Linked DNA regions of Mus musculus: region 2 is linked to region 1. The links are chromatin loops, found by intact Hi-C in ENCODE. Cell type or tissue: left cerebral cortex. All regions are shown on one strand. Each heading gives the region's core, and the rest is flanking DNA. Links, peaks and the distances in the headings are about the cores only.

Region 1 (10,148 bases), core at 765-8,764:
AGACACACAGAGAGATACCCAATTTAAATAATAAAAATAATAAAGGTTAAAGTAAAAAGTAGGCATAATGAGAGTAATAGGGTAAGATAGGGAACTTTAATGTGTCAAAGTCATTTGATATGATACTTCCAATATAGGCATGTCAAATCCACAGAGCTTCATAAGACCAAGGTTTAATCTTAATATGTACATGAAAATAAACCCTAAGACCAAGGGATTCCAAGATGGAAGACAGACTCTGACATAAGAATGTAACTAGCAGTGTGTGCAACCAACTCATGACAGCTGGCTGGCTGGCTGGCTGTGTAAAGAGTGAGCTTAAAGCAAAAGGCCCTGCATATAGGCACCAGACTCCAGATGGCAACGTGGCTGTTCATGCTAGCAAGGCTTATCAATGCCAATACTGCTAAACTTGTATAATGGAAACGAACAATTAAGCAAACAGTGGGATGGAGCGAGGTTTCTCATCATTGCTATAGGAAGTTTCCAGATGAACTGGGGAGAAACCAGAACGATATGTATCACAATCAGCATTACACCAGTATGAACTCATATTTACTTTAGTATAGATATACACACATGCAGAAATATATATACACACATAGACTGTGTCATCTAAATCCCTATACACAATGTATTTCCTTATTTCACAGGCGAGGCTGGAATTAATGACATTCCCATTAACATATACGCTTAGTGCCCAGACCTTGGTTTCTTTCAAAGTATAGCTCAAGCCAACGTTGAACTCACAATTCTGACACATCTACCTCCAGAACATTGTGATTACAAGCATCACTCCTGGGTCAGACCTGGCTTTCCAATAAAAGTTCCAAACAATTCCAACCCAATTCCTAGACGAAATGAGTAATTCGAGACTGGAACTATACAAAAAGAACCTAGTACATCTTATAGAGACGTGCTTTAAAACAAACAACCAACAATAACAAAACACTGATTGATAGGAATCTATCAAAGGGATGCAAGAAGCAAGCTGTAAGGATTTGAGCTGCAAGGGGGCTAGATTATAGTCCAAAGAATACAGTGAAGTACTCAGGAGTCAGATTTAGACACAAATGACCCAATAACTAAATGAAGGAAAAGAGGAAACTCTCCCATGAGTCCGAACACCCTGCTGGTAGTGTGTACTGAGACCTGTGGTGGATGAGGTTAAGTAACCTCCGTCATCTTCCAATCCAAAGCCCACGGTGGCTGAGTTTACTTTTTCCATGACATGATGTGACCTGGCTAGGTTTCTATTGAAATGGTAAATAACATATAGCTGTAGAGAGATATTACACGCTCAGGGACAGGGAAGGGTCACAAGTCTCCACTCCTTAAACCCAGGCTGTGCTGGGAGACTCCTTCCCAAGAGGAGGGAATGGAAAAGAGAAGACCGGGAACTTAGCTGCAGAAAAAAACTGACAGATGCTATCTCAGCCAGTGATCAAGATGCGTCTGATAACCCTACTGATGGTGTGCACGGTGACCCGTGATGGGTAAGGCACTTTGCCCTGGTTGTCTTTCAATCCAAAACCCACACTGGCTGAGCTTCCTTGTTTTGTGACAGGGTCTGTCTGGGCTAGTTTATATTCAACTTGACACAAGCTAAAACTATCAGAGAGGATCGAGCCTCAGTGAAAAACACCGCCTCCATGAGATAGGGTTGTAGGCAAGCCTGTGTGGTGTTTTCTTAATTAGTGATTGATCTGGGAGGGCTCATTCCATTGTAGGCAGGGCCGCCCTTGGGCTGGTGGTTCTGGCTTCTTTAAGAAAGCAGGCTGAGCAAGCCATAGAGAACAAACCAGTAAACAAGCACTTCTCCGTGGCCTCTGTATCAGCTCCTGCCTCCAGGTTCCTGGTCTGTTCTGAGTTCCTGCCTTGACTTCCTTAAAAGATAAACAGTGATGCAGAAGCCAAAGACAAATAAACCCTTTTCTCCTCCGCTTGCTTTTGGCCATGGTGTTTTATCACAGCACCAGTAACCCTGACAGGGCCTCAGCATGTAGCCAGGTTGGCCTCGAACCCGCCATCTTTCTGCCTGAGCTTTCCTAATGCAGGGATCAAGGGTCTGATTAATTGCTGCCTAACCTTGGGACAAACAAAAGGCAAATTCAAAAGGGGAAAGCATATATGACCAGGACTCCTCAAAATGGCCAAAGCTGTCAAGAAAAGATAGGAAGGGGAAAGGGGGAAGGGGGAAGGGGGAAGGGGGAAGGGGGAAGGGGGAAGGGGGAGGGGAAGGGGAAGGGGAAGGGAAGAAAAGGAAAGGAAAGGAAAGGAACGGAACGGAACGGAACGGAACGGAAAGGAAAGGAAAGGAAAGGAAAGGAAAGGAAAGGAAAGGAAAGGAAAGGAAAGGAAAGGAAAGGAAAGGAAAGGAAAGGAAAGGAAAGGAAAGGAGAAAAGAAAAGCTGAGGAAGTAAGGATCAGAGCCAACTGGAGCAGAAGAAACTGCAACCGTTAAATGTAACCAGTGTTCTGACTTAATGGTCCTGAGATAGAAAACAGGCATTAGATTAAAGCTAAGGAAGCCTGGGGTGTGGCTCAGTGGTAGAGCTATGTGCTGAGACCTTGGGTTCAATCACCAAAAAACAAAGGGGAAAAGACATATATTCAAAATGTGAGCTATGGCTAACAATACTTCACCAATAAGACCCTTGAACTGCAGTCAATAGTAACATGTTAGTAGACGTTGCTACAAAGTTCTCCGACCATTGCTGAACTATTTACCAACCACATAAATAGCTTACAGACTGCTTTCAATATTCATTTAGTGTGTGTGCATGTATGTGTGTGTGTGTGTGTGTGTGTGTGTGTGTGTGCATGTGTGTATGTGTGTGTGTGTGCATGTGTGTGTACACAGCTGACTTTGGAGCTTGCCATTTGAGGTAGACTGGCTAGCTAGCAAGTCCCTAGTATTCACCCTCTGTACCCCGGCACTGGGTCTGCAGAAGCACGCCAGCTTTTTTTTTGGGGTACGCAGGTTCTGAACTCATCCTAGACTGGCAAGCACTTTATTCACCTCTCCAGGCCTTATGGTCTCTTTTAAGACCCCACTTAGGATGTGTATGTGAGAATGACTGCAGATGCTACAGTGTGGACCTAAAGAACCCCCACATTCTTATAAATACTCAGTTCACACTGTTTGCAAGGACTCCACTACAATGTTTCTTAAGAAAAATAAGTCCAGTTCCCCGCAGCTGCAAACACTTTGGTGGGGCAATTCCCAGGAGAGATGTACTGTATAGCACTTTGGCTACAGTTCCATCCCTTCCTCTCTGATACCCCTGCAGATGTCTGAAAGTTTATAAGCTATCCTCTGGTTGTTTTGCACTGAGACAAAGCGGCCAAATGTATCTAGTACAACTTGGAAAAGCCAACTGAAAATGTACACAAAGCTAGTGCTAAAACTCATCCAATAAGACTTAAGGAACTAAAGAGGTTTGAATCTGGGGTTAATAGTTTCTTATTCAAACCTAGCTCAGACGAACTTATGTTTTAAGATAAAAGCAGGTGACTGAAGAGGAGATTCAGAAGAAGAAAGAGGACTAAACGAAAAGATGCTTAAACAGAGAGCAGAGCCTGTGTCACAGGGCTACAAAGAAGCCAAGGTTGAAGGAACCAGTGTACACTGAATCCGGGTAACGCTGGATGAGCACACAAAATGAACTCTTTGCCTCTGACCACAAATAAGCAAAGTGTTCAAAATTAAACACCAGTTTCCTGTTAGGGGATTAAAACAATCATTTGCCAATTATAATGATACTCAATGACACTGGAAAGTGAAAGTTACAAAGTAGACGTCCCAATTCAGAGAGCAACACTTGGCTCAGAATAGTAGGATTTAAAAGATACTTTCTTCTCCTCTCTCTCTCTCTCTCTCTCTCTCTCTCTCTCTCTCTTTTCCTGCTATGAAGGAAGTGAATGACTTGCGGAATTTTACAAAGTCTTAGTCTCCTATGGTGCGGGAAGGGCTTTCTACACACACAAGCTTACTAGCTTGTGGCTCACTGTACCCAGCCGGCTATGTGATGAGTCTACAGAGAAGCTTAACTTTCAGGTGGTGCGAGCTCATCACTCACAGATTTCCCACCCCAGCAAACTAAGAACTACAGCAGCGTGCCCCAAACCCTCCAATCCCCAATTTAAAAACAAAACAAGAAGGAAATCTTTACTAGGTGAGGCGAGATGTCATTGGCTTTCATTTCAATAGACTCACTGTCCCAAGATCTACAATTCTACACAATGAGCGCAGCCGTTCCAAAACCCAGGGAGCCTTAGAATGGCATCCTTTCAAGAGCGAGAAATTAGAAACAGCCCGCAACACAGACACTTTGACGATTTTTTTTAAACATAAAAAAAGTCTTCCAGGAATCGTAATTCCACCTCCTCCCCAAAGTGGCAAAACCAAATAAAACTTCAAAGTACCCACACGTGTCTGAACCAAGTTGGATCTGAACTATCTTATTCGCTTTTTCGTCTCTTTCTCTTACTGTCTGAGGCAAGAAGGGAAACCTTTAGAAGAAAAGCAGCCATGCATTCGCTGAAACACTGGCTCAGGAAGACCTCCTCTTCTAATGCCTCGCTGCTCCAAATGTCTATGGATTTTAAGCCCAAACCCTAGGGCGTCCTGCCCCGGCGAGATGCCAACAGCACTTGGGGGCTACAGGAGGAGGATTTGAACAACATGGCTCAGAGAACCGGGCAAAGATTTTTGCATGTGTATTGTAGTCATTGAAAGGAAGGAAGGGATGAGACCCCGGGGCGCCTTCACTGTCTCTCTCGGTGGGTGTGGAGCCCTCCGAAGCACTACTGACAGCCATAGAGAGGCCATCTTCCTAAAAGTAAAATGGTGTTGGAAAGTGATCCAGAATTCACAACTATTCAAACACAGCGAGCTACCTCAACTGGAGGGTGTATACCAGGGCGGGTCCACATCTCAAACAGGTTTCCTAAGGGGTCCCCACTTGAGCTGGGTGAGAGGCGCTCCGAAAGCCCTGCATCTAAGACGTTAGGGCGGGGTGGGAGTCCAGGTGTGCGGAACTCAGGTACGCCCGCGCAGCCCAGGGGAGCGCGGGGTCTCTCGGGGGACCTCGGCGACCACCCGGGCGGAGGAGGCCGCGGGGGGATCGGGTCTCCTGGCTTCGGGGTGCGCGGAGCGGGCGCGGGGACGCGCTAGGGCGGCAGCGCCGCGCACACCTGGCCGCCGACACACCAGTTGCAAAGGGTCCAAGTGAACCGCAGCGGCCGCTGAGCCTGGCACCACTCCGGTGACGGCTCACAAAGACCCTTATGGGAAAGCGAGAGGGAGCCCATGCCGCGGGAATCCCACCCGGGGAGCCGCACTGATGTTCGGGGGGCTCTTACCTAGGATCCGCCCTCCGAGCAGCCGCGCTCCTCAGGGAGTGCCACGACCTCCCTAGACGCGAGGGAGGTGACGGAGGGAGAAAGATCCCGGAGCTGGAGCGCCCGCCGCGCCCCGCTGCAGACACGCCGCTGGGGCTTGCCCCGCGCCCTGCGCCCTGCGCCCTGCGCCCAGCGCCCCGGGAGCCCGCTTCGCCCGCCGCCCGGGCCGTGTGTGCGCGCCGCTCGCTCCCGGACACAGCCAGCGCGCGCCGCGCATGCCCAGCAGCGAGCCGGGAACGCGCGTTGCCCCGCGCGGCCGGGAGAGGGCTCCGTTTGCAAGATCTTGAGGACAGTTGAGTCTCTAGTAGACCCTAGGGCTCTGGATAGAATCTCAAGGGCTTCATCCCACAAGGCGAGCACGGCACCCCGCAGGGGAGACCCGGGATCCCAGCCTCAGAGTGGTGTCTACAATTCCTCAAGTGAAATGACCTAGGTCTGCAGAGCACAGCCGGGGGGGGGGGGGGGGGGGATGCCGCAGGCGGAAAGAGCGCTCAGGTGACCGCGGCCAGATCCTGCCACACAACTGATGACTAGTGTTAATCTGGGAGTTACTGCCCTACTCAACTACCAAGAAGAGGTATTCCCCAGCCTCTGACCTGTGACCTGTGTCCATTGGTCTGCTCCTGTACCATCTCTCTTCAACCAAAGCAGTATGCAAGTGGTACCCAAGGGCTTCACTGGTTTAGAGAGACTACAATACTCCAGTCCCTGGATATAGCCAGCAAGCCCAGACCTGTCTCACCAGGCGTCCTGGATCCCATTTTTCATAGGAGCTCCTGCCAAGAGTCTGGTGTAGTTTCAAGTATGGGAGACTCTTTAGTCCAGTAATAACTACTCACCACTGCTCAGTGCTCCTTGGCTCGATCACTGAAGCCACAAAATAAGGATCTGCCAGTCTTCTCTTCTGAACCTGGCATTTTCTTACCTTCTACAATACCTCCGTTGTCACAGCTACGCCCCCAGACACCCTGGCCCTTCTAACTTCCAAGGCAATTGACTTCCAAAGAAGCCAAGGCAGACTATTAAACAAAACTTGGCTTAAATAGCTGGGCCTACCTGCTTTGCGAGGCAAGCAAAAGCTCATTCAAGAGACCGTGAATTAGCAGGCCAAGATGGAGACTAAAAGGGGGCAGTGATGGGTTTTATGATTAAGTTCGGTCTACTGCCTTCATCCAGAATCTTCCTCCATCCAACATTCCCAACAGACTGACATCCACTTGAGCATGTCCAGTGTTCGAAATAGCTGGTTTTGATAGATGGTATAGAAAACTAGGATTGTTAATTGACAATCTCTGCCAGGAGCTACAAATTTTACTTTACACCATCTCTAACCCTTAAAATGAATCACCGCTTTAGAAAATTGGGAAAATGTTATTCAGAATTTTCTTTTTGCCAAAGCCAATAGTGACATTAGGATTGAAATCCAGGTCTGCCTACTCCACAGCTTACATACATAGATTTATATACTCAGATCAACTCTCCTTCAACTGTAGACTGGGAAAGATGGACCCTGAGGACTGACATGAAATTAATCTTGCTCCTTACAGATATTGTAAGACTTGAAATAGTAGAAGCAGGTTAACAAATAACCAACATAGTAGAAGCAGGTTAACAAATAACCAACAGAACCTTCTGCTAGTTATTTTGAGACATGCCCTCAAAATGTTTTTCCTTTGACTGGTCCTCAAATGGCAGAGAAATCTGTCAAAACCATTCTTTTCTGACTCAAATGAGCTTTAGGGTTTTTTTTTTTTCTCTGAAATTACACACACACACAGAGACGCTCGGCAAGAAACTAAAATCATCACTGACCCTTTGACCCAAGAAACCCTCCCAGCAAGACATCCCAAACCCATATCTGGTTTTCTTTTGGCAAGTGGACTGCCTAGAGTCAAACAGAAGAGGCCTGGATAAAGTGAACTTCACATGAACTGTATGTTCGACCTTAATACTCTCTGTAATTCTATATTGTTCAACCTTAATTTTCCCTTTAAATTTTATCTTTGTATTAGGGTATAATTTCATAGAAATATTAGCTGTCAACATAACCTTAAACTATAAGTTTGATGTATAGGTCTTATTTGTTTCATTTGAGTAATTTGGATTATAATCTGCTAAGACTCAATGTCAAATTTTCCTGTTTAAATTTTTTAAACAGATTTCTATTTCTTCTCTCTCTCTCTCTCTCTCTCTCTCTCTCTCTCTCTCTCTCTCTCTCTCTCTCTCGTGCGTGCATGAATGTGAGTGTGTAGATGTGCCATGGCATGCCTATAAAGATTAGAAGAAAAATTTTCAGACTCAATTCTTAATTCTCTCCTTACACCATGTGGGTCCCAGGAACTAAACTCAGGATATTGGTAGTAAGTTCTGTCACCTGCTGAGCCATCATAACAGCTTGGTTTAGCTCTTTAGAGTGCTATCATATATGTTTTTATTGACTGAAGACCTCACTTATTGTTAGGCATGTTTGGCACATGCCTATAATTGCAGCACTTAGAAAACACAGCCACAGAGATTAGGAGTTCAAAGCCACCCTTTGTTATATAGCAATTTCAAGGTTAGCCTAAGCTTTATAAGAGCTCTTCTCTTCGATCAAAAGGAAAAAACTCACTTGTTAATGGCATATGGAAAAAATGTAGAGGAGAATAAACAGAAATACATCAAATAGATGAGCATCCCAAGTGTTGATTGCGCTTACAGCTGGGTATAAAAGCTACATTCCAAAAGTTTCATTTCAAATGTTTCAAAATAGATAGAAGAGATGATTTTAAGTAATTTCATCACAAATATATGGCACATATATGAGGTAGTATATGCTAAACACTGGACTCAGTTAATACATTGAAGTATACATCTACCAAAATATACAAATGCTAAGAACACATTTTTTTTTCAAGTTACAAAAGAAATGGCAGAAATTTTTTTTTTCTTATTGTGTAAATTTTTAATGGCAAAACTTTATCGGGGGAGTTTAGTACTCTTCAAATTTCTTTAAATATTCCTCCATAATTCCACCATATAACCTGATACAGGACTATCACTTAAGAACCACTATGTGAAGACCTATAGCCTATCCACCTGTATACACACATGTACCTATGTATGTGTGGTATGTATGTGTGCATGTGTTTGTGGTATGATTATTTTAAACTCAGGCCTGGAGCATGCATGGCAAGTGTTTTAGTTGAACTGAAATCCCAGCCCAGTTCTGAGTTGTGAACACACATAATACAAAACATGTCTCTGGACAGATGTAGGAGAGAGGCACTATAGTTTAGAACATGGTTGCTGTATCTGATCTCAATCTCCTAAGTACGATCTGGTAGCCAAGTGCTCTCCCCATGCCTGTGGCCACCACTGCCCATATCATTTGTCACTTGAAAGAGCACACCAAATGCTTAGGTCATTTGACCTCTTCACACTTAGAGCTGCTTGGGCTTCTTGCCTCTTATTTTGTGGTAGTTGTTTATGTTTCTTGTTTGTTATGGTTCTTCATGTGCATTTGTGTTCTTAGACGCTGTTATGTTTAGCCTTCAAAGGCTTCGAAGCTAAAGCTTCAGATTGCTTCAGTGTAACACCTAGATGTGTAAAGGATGCTGGGAAGCTAAGTGTCACTGACAGATCATTGTCCTGTGTATCTTCTGCCTCACCCATTAGACTCCACTAGTCAAAACTAAATGCACATACATTTCTTACACATGAGAGAAACAGTTTTATTTTTGGCTATCTGTTTTTGTTTGTAGTAGTCAATAATCTGTTTACCACACAAGAGAAATTTTTTGAAATGCTACAAGCAAATTATTTCTGGGGAAAACTTCACTTCATTATCCTTGAATTTCCCATACATTAATGTCTGTTAAATGAAATTCATAGAGAATGAGTACAAGACATATAAGAAAAACTTATCAAAGTGACTGGCTGCAAAAATAGACAATGACTGGATTTATGCTTCAGGAAAGCTAATTAACTAGGGTCTGTTAAAGGAAAAACAAAACTCTAAGTAGAAGACCAACTAAAATGGATAAGGATTCGTGAAATAGAAGCCTTCCCAACACTAGTAAGGGAAAATATAACCTCTGAAGTTGGAAACGCCCTAAGAACATGTGAGAAGAATGTCCAACCAAAGCATGGGGGTGTGAAGAGATAGGAAAACAAGATTGGGAGGTGTGTATCACACGCGTGAAGCTATTCAGAATCTCAGACTGAGAGTTAAAAGGATACAGTGCAGGGAAGAGGTGAAGAAAGAATAGCAGATGACATTCTAAGATGGATTTGAGGCATACCTCCAAGGCAGGAGTTGTCACACACACACACACACACACACACACACACACACACATATGTATGCACACACACATACAGGGAGTTCTGACTATATATATATATGTATATATATGTATATATATATACATATATATACATATATATATATGTCAAAGGGAAAAGTTAATCATAAAAGCACCAAGAGAAGAAAGTATCTATCCAGGAGAAACAGAAACTAAAGAATTATGAACAACTATAATGAGGATCAGAAGACAGTGAAGTATCTTCAGAGAGCCGAGTAAAAAAAATCACTGCCAACCTATAATATTATGCCCAGAAAATTATATTTTCATAACAGTTAAAATGAGACATTTTTGAACGAGTGAAGGGTACCTTTTTGCAATCTCACTGCATAGCTGAGCATCCGACGTAAGCCTGCATCAGAGGCAGAGGATGCCCAGCAAGCATGTGAGAAAATC
Region 2 (10,148 bases), core at 1,026-9,025, 120 kb before region 1:
CACAAGATTAAAAGTCCCTATCATTAAAGACACTGCACACTTCAGCATAAGGCATCATAGAGAAACCCTGCTGGAAGATTCGTCCCTACCCGCAGAATGTATAGTTTCAGAAGGTGCCATTCAGGCTGCTGGAGGAGAGATGTTGAAAACAATCTTGCCAGCAGTGACTCTATAAGTGACAGTGACCAACGTGGCATCTGGTGCAAAAGTCACCTAGACATTACACGAATAACCAGCCAGAAATGAGTGTAGTCCTCATAGAGTATTAAATGGTTGGCATGAATTCTCGTGGATGATAACCTTAACAGCAGCCAAGACTTAACTCTGTAACATCTAAGATTTGGTTCTTTAAAGTGAACTTTAATCTACAAATTACCATGAGGACTTGAAAGGAGGACTGACACCATAGCTCTCGTGGATGCTCAGAAGGGCTAGGGCTGGGTACTTACAGTCGCCCTGGTCAGCTGCCCAGGCAGACCAGGCTGCTACGCGACTCCTAACGTCCACCTGTGTGACAGTCCCTGGTGGCACAGGGGCAGGAGCTCTGGGAGGAGGAGGGATGCCAGGATCTGCTTTGGCAATCATCCTGAAAATTAAAAACAAATTATCCAACTGGGCTGTTACCATCTCCACGTCTGCTAACAACGGTGCAACCCACTGGTGCCATTTGCCCTTCAACCTCAGAAGTAACTGTCAGGGAAATCAGAATTCCTGACCAGCTGTGCTGTGTCTGCTGGTAAGTTCCTGAGACACAGAAAAATTAAAATCCCTGGGAAGCAACATTGATTTTTTTTCTCTAGGTCACATGATATTTGAAAAGCTTGTGGGCCTATGGGGAGACCTTGGGTCATCTCTTAAAACACTCCACTTTTTCTTATAACTCTCTGGGACATCTGCAGATGTCTGAGAAGCTGTGTGGGAGACAGAGTTGACACATGGAGAAACAAGAAGGGGCAGACATGGACTGGCAAGGCAACCAGAGCTTAAGTTGTGGTTAAAGGTTGCAATTTAGAAAACGGAATAATTCACCTCCATTGAAAATAACTTCCCTACACCTCCAGGAGGAAAAAAAAAAAGGAGGCATACTATCCAATCCCATGGCGCTAATGCCATTTGATGCTCTTACCTCAGGGCCTCCGGCCGCCTCTTCTGTTTCCCACCTTTACTGTCACTGATTGCACTTTCGATATCTTCACTAATTAGGTTTGCCTGAAAGGAGAGATGAGTTATCCAGAAGGCCATAGGCTTGTCTGAGCTTTGATATAAAGGTTAAGACAGAAAGAAAATATAATTTATATTCACTGTTTGCATCAGTAAGTATCTTGGTGTGATATAAATAGAAAGACTTTTTAGCATCTACCGTAAAAATATGACTCTAGTTTTCAATGGTGTATTTTATAATGATGGAACTCACATGCTGATTTCTTTTTCTTTTCTCTTTTGTTGAGACAGGGTTTCTCTGTGTAGCTCTGGCTATCCTGGAACTCACTCCGTAGACCAGGCTGGCCTCAAACTCAGAAATCTGCCTGCCTCTGCCTCCCAAGTGCTGGGGTTAAGTGTGTGCCACCACTGCCCGGTACAAATGTTGATTTTTAAGGTTAATCTACGTCCAGATTCCACTTAAACATTCCTCCCCAAGAGCCCAGCAGAGAAAGGCAACTGCAGAGAGGACACAGGTGAGTGTCTCGGCTGTCACAGAGGAAGGATATAAGAGATGATGTGCAGGGCTGGGGGACCCTTCCCCCTTTCCCTTTCCACAGGGGGAACCTATTAACTCACCAAGCAATCACCCGGCCCTACAGAGGCACCAGACCTTAAGGCACACCTTCTGCTAGGTTAGTGTCTGCAGTATCCCTGAATGGATGCATGGTGAAGGCCGGGTTCCAGCCTTCAAAAGGGAGGTCGTGGAAGGAAGACATTGCGCTTTGCTCTTACATGACACTAGGATTGCCAGATACTTCCTGCCTGTCTCTTATCACTTCCTGCTTCCCAAGAAGCAAACAGCAATTCTACCACACTCTTCCTACTACCATGGACTTTCCCACTGCAGGCCCAAAGGCAATGTCCCAAATAACCATGGAACTGAAGCCTCCGAAGCCACTAGGAAAACAGACCTTCTCTCTTTGCAAGTTGCTCAGCTCGATGGTTTGCCACCGGGATGGAAAACTCACTCAGCAGTACATTCACAGGCTGAGTCTCAATTCTATATTGTATCCGTTTTGATAATCACTTTATTATTCCATTTCAGGTAAAAATGAACTATCTGCCACCACAAATTTTCCCATTATGTTCCCAACAAGACCAACGATTAGATTTTCTTGGGAATTCAAGTGAGTTTTGTAGATAAGGTGTCAATTTTTCTTTGTTATGAAATTTATCTGTAGCCTGTAATTATCACTGTATATGAGGATGTTGCTCATGTATTTATCTCCTATTTTTGGGCTTGTGTGCTCTGTGTAATTATATACATTTTTCTCAGATATATGAGTCACGTATTCTTTAACAGTCAGCACTGGTGAGTATAAAAACTGATGGGAGACCTCAAGATCATGGAGTGTGAGAGAAAGTGCACACGTGCACACGGACACACACAAGCACACATGTGACCGCCCATATATGAACACTGATTACATAAAAGGAAGTCAGAGGACAACCTCAGGTGATGTTTTCCACCTTTCACCTTGCCGGAGGCAAGGCCCTTTGCTGATTACCCCTACATAAGCTGGTCCAGCTGGTCTGGAGCTCTGAGAAATTCTCCTGTCTCTGCATTCCATCTCTCTGGAGCTGTGTGAGGATGATAGATACGTACCATCACAGCTGGCTTGACATAGGTTCTGGGGATTTCAACTGCAGTTCATCCACCGAACAGTCTCCCCAGCCCTTGTTTAGTCTCCTTTCTAGTTAATTCTCTGAGGGGAACTAGGAGAAGTAGCCTGGCCTGCATCATGTTCAGGGTGAGGTAACACTGCAATGGACCCCAGTACAGTGCATCCTTAGAACAGTCTAGCCCAACACATTCCAGATGGTCAACTAAGGCCAAAGTCCTCTATTATATAGAAGATTAAAACTGGAGGTGTCTAGAACCTTGAACTTCTATGAAAAATGTTGCCATCGCTAAAGGAGGCAAACGCACCATGTAGCATCCCATGATAAAAAGTTACACTCAAAAACTGTTATCGCAAGATGTTCTGCACACAGACTAGTTACAAATCACAGTATCAAGGCACTTGCATTTTTAAATTAGCAAGGAATGCACACCTCATGAAAAGAAATGTGGCACTGGCCAGGGTGAGTGGCTTTCCTCATTTTTAGTGGTCTGAGCTATGGTGAGTACAGAGCATTGTCCAGGAAATTCATGTGGAGGCATCATGGTCACGGTCCCCTAGAGAAGGAAAGCCCTTCATTCCATAACGCAGAGGCTGACGTCTGGAACCTTTACTCAGGACAGTAACTCACATTTAAGTCAGACTTAAAAGCAGGGATACAAACACAAAATTTAAATGCCTTTTGACTCAGTATTTTTCATTGGTTTGTAAGTCTCTGAACTGGGCCAACAAGACGCCTCCGTGGTTGAGGACACTTGCTGCTAAGCCTCAGGACCTGAGTTCGATCCCTGGAATTCCCATGGTAGAAGGTGATAACCAATTCCTACAAGTTGCCCTCTGACCTCCGTACATGATATCCCTCTTCAATAAATAAGTACAAAAATTAAAGAAGCAAAATCCATTAATAAGATTTTACTTTTTTTCAGAGCGAAATATTCACTTCACCATTTTTTTGCTTTAACATATCAAAATCCTCAAAAATCATTAAAATAATTAAGGAATTCGAAAAGTTATAGTCTGTAAAAAGCTGATGAATTTCAAGCTATAAGTTACTTAAGTAGCACAGTTCTTTCAAGTAAGACTTTTATTATAATCATCTGTGGGATACATTGAAATTAGGAAAGATTACAAACTATATTGTTAATGATAATCTGCATCTGCCATGGTTTAATGTCAAAGAAACGCTGATGAGATCAAGTGGGTTTCTTGTGCTGGTCTAAAATGTCTTTACAAGATAAAAGTCACAAGTAACTCAGTGCTCTAGGAGGAGAAAAAGGTGGCCAGAGTGAGAACTGTCCCTCCATTCCCAGTGTTTGAACACTGGGTCCCGTTCCCCCCCCCCCCACCAGAGGTGCTCACTGGGGAAGAGCTTTGAGATTAAAAGTCTATGGCCACTTTCAGTTGGCTCTCTCTGCTCCACGCTCCTGCTACCATGCCTGCTGTGTGTTGCCATGACTACCCACCAGGACAGACTCCTGTCCCTCTGGATTTATCAACTCAAATAAACCCTTTCCTCTCCTAAGTGGATTTTGGTCAGTGTTCTATAACAGCCACAGGAAAGAAACTAAGACAGGCGCCAATGAACCAAAGGAAGTTTCTCTTTTAGAGACACCAGCTCAGAAAATAAAGCTATCTAATGTTGGAGATAAATTCTAAGGTTCAATAAATTATCATCATTGATAAATTACGTGGACTGTGAAACATAGATTTTGGGGTCTCAAGTTTATTATTCTTGCTAACTCTGCCCAGCTATTTCTCATGGCACTTAGGGATCACAAACCCTGAGTAACTTTCCAAGTCCCATAATTAAATGGCAATCTTCCTATCAATACCATGGGGCATTGCAAGGATCTCACTGAAACAATCGATACAAGCTTCGAGGTTAACAAGGAAGAAAAGAGAATTGTAGCATACTTACTGTCTGTCTATTTAGTATATGTGCCACAGAAGCAAGCATAATGCATGATTTTTAATGATCTATTTTTAAATTATATACACAGAGCCCCTGATGAGAATTTCATACACCGGTACACTTTGCAAACAAGATAAACAACACGTGTCTATGTTTGTTTGATACTTTTGAACAGGCTTCTGCCTTGCAGCAATCCTCCTGCCTCACCCTCCTGAGTGGTACAAGTAGGACCCATCTTACTACACCTTGAGTTAAAAAAATAATAATAAAATTTCCTCTTTTGTTTACCTGATTGGAAATTTATAGAAGACACTTCGGTACTGATTTTCTTCATCACATTCTCAAAATGTTAAACTCTAGCAACTGATAGCTTTATAATCAAGATTGAAAGTTGCAGAATATTGCTCTAGAGGGTTGAGCGAGGAACAGGGACCTGAGATTTGCCTAGTAGTTGGGAACACTTGCTGTTCTTACAAAGGATGGGAATTTGGCACCAAGCACCCACATCAGGCTTCTCGAATTTATAATCCCAGCTCACCTTCTTCTGACCTCATTGGGCATTCGTGTACACACACACACACACACACACACACACACACACACACACACACCCCACTAGAATTAATGGGAGGCTGAGGCACTCTTACCTTAACCTCATCACACTGGAAAAGGTGAAGGTCTGGCTTGCTCTGCGTTGGCTCTTTGCATACCAAGGCGAGAATGGAGTCATAGCTGCATGCATGTACCACTGCTTGACAATGCGAGATTGTGTTTAGAGGAAAATTCTCCAATTCATTCTGTATAAAATGAGTAAATATTTGACAGTGTCAAACCATCACTTGTGTCCCAAGACTCTGTCCTGACTGCACACGTTGGTATCGGTGGTGAACTCTTAAGACTAAAGTGGCATAAACCTCCCCGACTTGCCTTTGACTCTAAGTCAATCAGGCTCACAGCTCGGTCATCCACTTGGAGAATCATATCTTGAGTCCACACTTTGCCCTTGGCATCCAGCAACTTCAGCTTTCTTATTCCGTCCTCGACAGTGATCATTGCATCTTTCCGATCCAGCACGAAGGTGGTCAAGTGCTTATGATGTTCAAAAAAAAAAAAAAAGGGCGGAAAAGAAAAACTTTGAACACACAAATAAAACCCTCTCCATAGGTATTTTTCAAAAGGAGGAAGAATTTGCATAACAGAAGTCAGTTAGAAGAACCAAAGGCTTGACACAACACACAACAACAACCTCAGTTACTCCACTGACAGGGTGGAGTTGAGTGGCCTTTTTTTGTTGAACACAGAAAACAATGCCTTGATTTGTATGATCCCTGAACCTGTGTCGTGCTGTGTCACGTGGGGCTGCAACAGCATAGTATTAAGACAAGTTCTTAGCAATGAAACATAAATAGCATTTCCTTACATTAATGACCCCACCCCTGTTACTCAGAGAGCTATTTCAATGCTGCACAGGAGAGCAGCATTTCCAGAGGCAGCTACAACCTGGACAGCCACTCGGAGCCTCAGGTAGGGTTCTGGTCTCTAACAACTGACCCGTTTGCCCTCTCCTGAAAACACTTTACTGAAAAACAGTGGTTCAGTTTTAATTAAGCATGCTTGAGATGAGCGGCAAACTGAAAACAGCAACTTAAAGATGACGTCCCTGCTTACATGTTTTCCGCTAAAAACAGGGGTCGTTGTGATTCCAATTAAGAGCAAATATCTTACAAACTAAAATAGAAACTAGGGTTTAATGAAAGCTAGTGATGACACCAGATAAAACTAAATATAAAACAGAGCTGCTTGGTGCATCATAGCTTAATGACAGTGTGAAACGGAAGCCTTTCTCCTGTTTTAATTGGGCTCACAATGGCCAGCGAATACGTTATTATTTCAATCTATTTTGAAACACAAATTCTCGCCTGTAGCATCTCAGTTTCACAAAAGATAGAAAACATCTTAAAGGAAGGCCACACAACTGAAAACACATCCTATTTAAATGAAAAGAAACACAGCTCTTATTTCGCTCCTAATTTGTATGTTCCTTAAGAGTCACAATCAGTATTGGCAAGAGCAAAGCTTCTTACTTCCACGCGGTACTGGGACACGTCCGACACACTGCTGACACTGTCTCGGGCATAGTTCTTCCTTTGTTCTGAAAGGTAAGTTTTGAGAAGCCATTATTTATCTACTCATGGCTTGAGTTCATAGGTTGGAGTCACACGGCACCTCTGAAGCAAGTCTATCTCACATATGAATGCGGTAGCTGTCAAGTCCCCACTGTGAATTCTGTCTGAAAGTACTCATGACTCACAGGCAAGCCCAAGGTCATGAGAAAAACTAACGGTGTGCAGGAACCTTTGGGCCCAACTTAAATCCTCCAGTTCGAAAGGTCAAGATTATAAATTTCCTAGGTTTTAAAGATTTTAAAAAAATTTTATGTCTGCAGGTGTGTGTGAGAGAATCCATGCGCATAAGTGTCGGAGCCCGAGGAGGAGCTGGATCCTCTGCAGCATCCTCTGCAGCATCCTCTGCAGCATCCTCTGCGAGTACAGGCAGTTGGGAGGGACCTGTCCAATGTAAGTGCTGGGAACTGAACTCTGACTGTCCACAAGGACAATGCGCACATTTAACCACAAAGCCAAACCTCTAGCAGCTCCTATACTATAAGTGGTCTAAGAGAAAAAAAGTTATCTAATGTATAGTGTTTTATTAATCAGGAACCTACTATTCATAAAATGTTTTTTTTTAAGTTTCCAAATTTCATCTGTTGTTGCACTTAGGTCAAAACACAAGAGCAGATGCTGTCATAGTTACCATACTGCATAAAGGGGATGGCCTTGCTAACACAGACACCAGGAGGACCTTCTCCTTTCACAGCATCCAAATGGGGGACGATGTGAAAGGGGATTCCACACTGATTCAAACACGAGGATGGCCACCAATATTAAGCACTGTCACACATCAAGAGAATACACAAATGAGAGACTCAGAATGACAGACACAAACTAGAAGGGAAAAGGAGGCAGCTGAGGAGGCAGCGGCTGCATCCACCCACTCAACAGGCAGAAGGGGCCTTTCTTTTTAAGATACTGCAAAAGCAAAAATAATTTTTTAAAAAAAATTATCAATATTTGATATTTGTTAATTTCCAAGCAAGGAACTGATTTGGAAATTCAGGATTGCTTTATTTCTTCTCGGGCAGAATTCTTGGATGGAAAGAACCTTGTGTGATCAGGGGACTCTGTGTTTCTAAATCTAACTTTGAGTTTATCCCTAAGTAAGAAACTAGGTTTAGGTAAGATTATTAATGTTCCGGGTCTTGGAGAATTTACTGTAAAATACTAGGTTAAACAAGTTAAGTGTAAAGTACCCTAAAGCCTTAAAGCTTTGGCAAACGTAAACATTTGTCTTAGGTTGTGTATGTAGGAGTGTATATGTGGAAAATATGTCATATGTATTTATCTATCCACACACACACACACACACACACACACACACACACACACACACACATACACACACACACACACACATATATATATGTGTGTGTGTATGTGTGTATATGTACATATATGTGTATGTATGTATATATGTATATGTATATATATGGATGGATAGATACATACATATATAGATACATAGAGATGTCATATGACATATTTATGATATATATTCATATATAAAATATATGTATATCTATAGATAAACAATAGGCATGTATTTTCTATCAGCCAGCATTTTCTAACTATAAACATGTTTCTTTCTACTCTTAGGCGCCCCTACACTGAAAGGGTCTGTAAAACTTGAAGGTGGACCAAGCAGAAAAGTGTAAATTAGATATTCAGATCCTAAACAGTAGAATCAAATGTTTTTAAAAGCACAATGAACGACTGATTTACAAATATATGGAAACAAGGATCTTCCCACTTATATTTATCCGGGAGACCCCGTGCTCCTCTTGACACAGCTCGCATTGAGCTTGCATCGATGCGGTCTATTCTGGTTTTGCTATTGCAGCACTAAAATGATTTAGTGAAAGCACACCACCACACAGCACACCACCACACAGCACACCACCACACACAATTCAACCTTGGCTACCTTTCTTTTTTTGTTTGGATGACGATCTGAAGAAGTACGCTCCGTCTGTTCCTACCAAAATAACGTGGTCAAAAGAAAGAGCTGGCTTCTCCTACAGTTTTCCCCAGCATTTGAAGCCCACACCTTCCCTTGTAACTATATCTCACATGTAAAGCAAACAGCTTTTCTACTCGCCGAGGATCAATGTGAGTTACTAATATGTGGATGTCTGTTCTTGGGAAAAGCCTCTGATACACATGGGACACAATGCACAACTCATGAGGACATCTGGCAAGGACACTACTTAGAAATCACAGGTTCATCAGCTTCTCACTCAACGCTCCAGAGCATGAGAGTAGCTATCGTCCGTCCTCTGATTTGACCTGTGGATAGCAGAGGAAATGGCCTCGGTTGCCATGGTACCCGGTGACTAGGTGATATGGTGGCTCCAAGATGTTCGAATGCTTGACTGGGTCTTCCAGATAAAAATGATTAGCAAACACAGGTGAAGGGCCAGAATAGTGCATGAGGTTTGTGTTACAAAAAAGAAGAGAAAGTGCATCCCCTCAGGTGTCAGAACACACAGCATCTCAACCCCAAGAAGACATAATTCACAGGAGCAGAAATTGACTAACACGATGGCAACGGATCCCTCTGACCACCAGATATTGTCCCTAATAGTTCTAACTTGCTTTTTTCTTTTCTTCTTTTTTTTTAAAACCATGCTTCACAAAGAATAAGATGTATGCCACTGAAAAGTACCTTCAAAGGACCCTAAAATATATTAATGTCATAAAAACGATTTAGAAAGAATATCATTCTGGTGATATAGAGTCAAGAGATACAGTTCACTATTAAATTTTTAATAGGCAAGTTTGAAAGGACACACCTGAAAGTCAATTATTAGTGTCTTTTGATGAGAATCCTATGCACGTCTAGGTTCAGTGGTAAATAGCATTCTGGCTCCTAAGCTGGAAACCTTACAAAGCTCTGAAACAGCTTGAGATGAGAAGCGTGAATGGAGGCCTTCAATGAAGCTATCAAGAGGAAGCCACAGAAAACCAGTCCTTTCTCTAACACTGGTTCTGATCCTTGGCTGCCTATGACTGTGGGCTAAAGCCACTTTGTGGGCCCCACCCTAAAAATTCCCCTGTACTAGACTAGGGTCCATCGGGCCGCTGGGATTTATAAGGCTCCAGGACACTCTGGGATGTGGAGCCTGGGACATAAGCTTCTACTCCACAACCCATGAAAACCACCTCATCTACAATGTGCCCCGAGAGTCAACGCTGCCATTCATGTTAGGATGCAAGAACAGACAAATGACACAT

The links. A loop is a pair of places that touch in the nucleus more often than their neighbours do. Peaks named below come from ENCODE experiments on the same cell type or tissue, not always from the same donor. Only the 100,000 strongest peaks of a DNase experiment are listed, where the experiment ranks them.
Region 2: a loop joins it to region 1, with 1.8 times the contacts of the local background. A loop is called at or near these places in 2 of 42 quality-filtered maps.

Annotation. Positions count from the first base shown.
Region 1 is chr6:137,643,685-137,653,832 of GRCm38, forward strand. Eps8 (epidermal growth factor receptor pathway substrate 8) reads right to left here and starts at 5,601. Exons shown (of 22, transcript NM_007945.3): 1 at 5,368-5,601. In left cerebral cortex, for the core only: a CTCF peak has its summit at 5,672 (motif pointing right); DNase peaks (open chromatin) are centred at 4,057, 4,377 and 5,651; H3K4me3 peaks cover 2,168 bases; H3K27ac peaks cover 884 bases.
Region 2 is chr6:137,521,704-137,531,851 of GRCm38, forward strand. It overlaps Eps8 (epidermal growth factor receptor pathway substrate 8), which reads right to left. Exons shown (of 22, transcript NM_007945.3): 5 at 6,822-6,889; 6 at 5,665-5,826; 7 at 5,385-5,534; 8 at 1,127-1,209; 9 at 450-586. Among named protein-coding and RNA genes, the nearest start is that of Eps8, 120 kb to the right of the region's middle. In left cerebral cortex, for the core only: no CTCF peak of the experiment used is centred there; no DNase peak of the experiment used is centred there.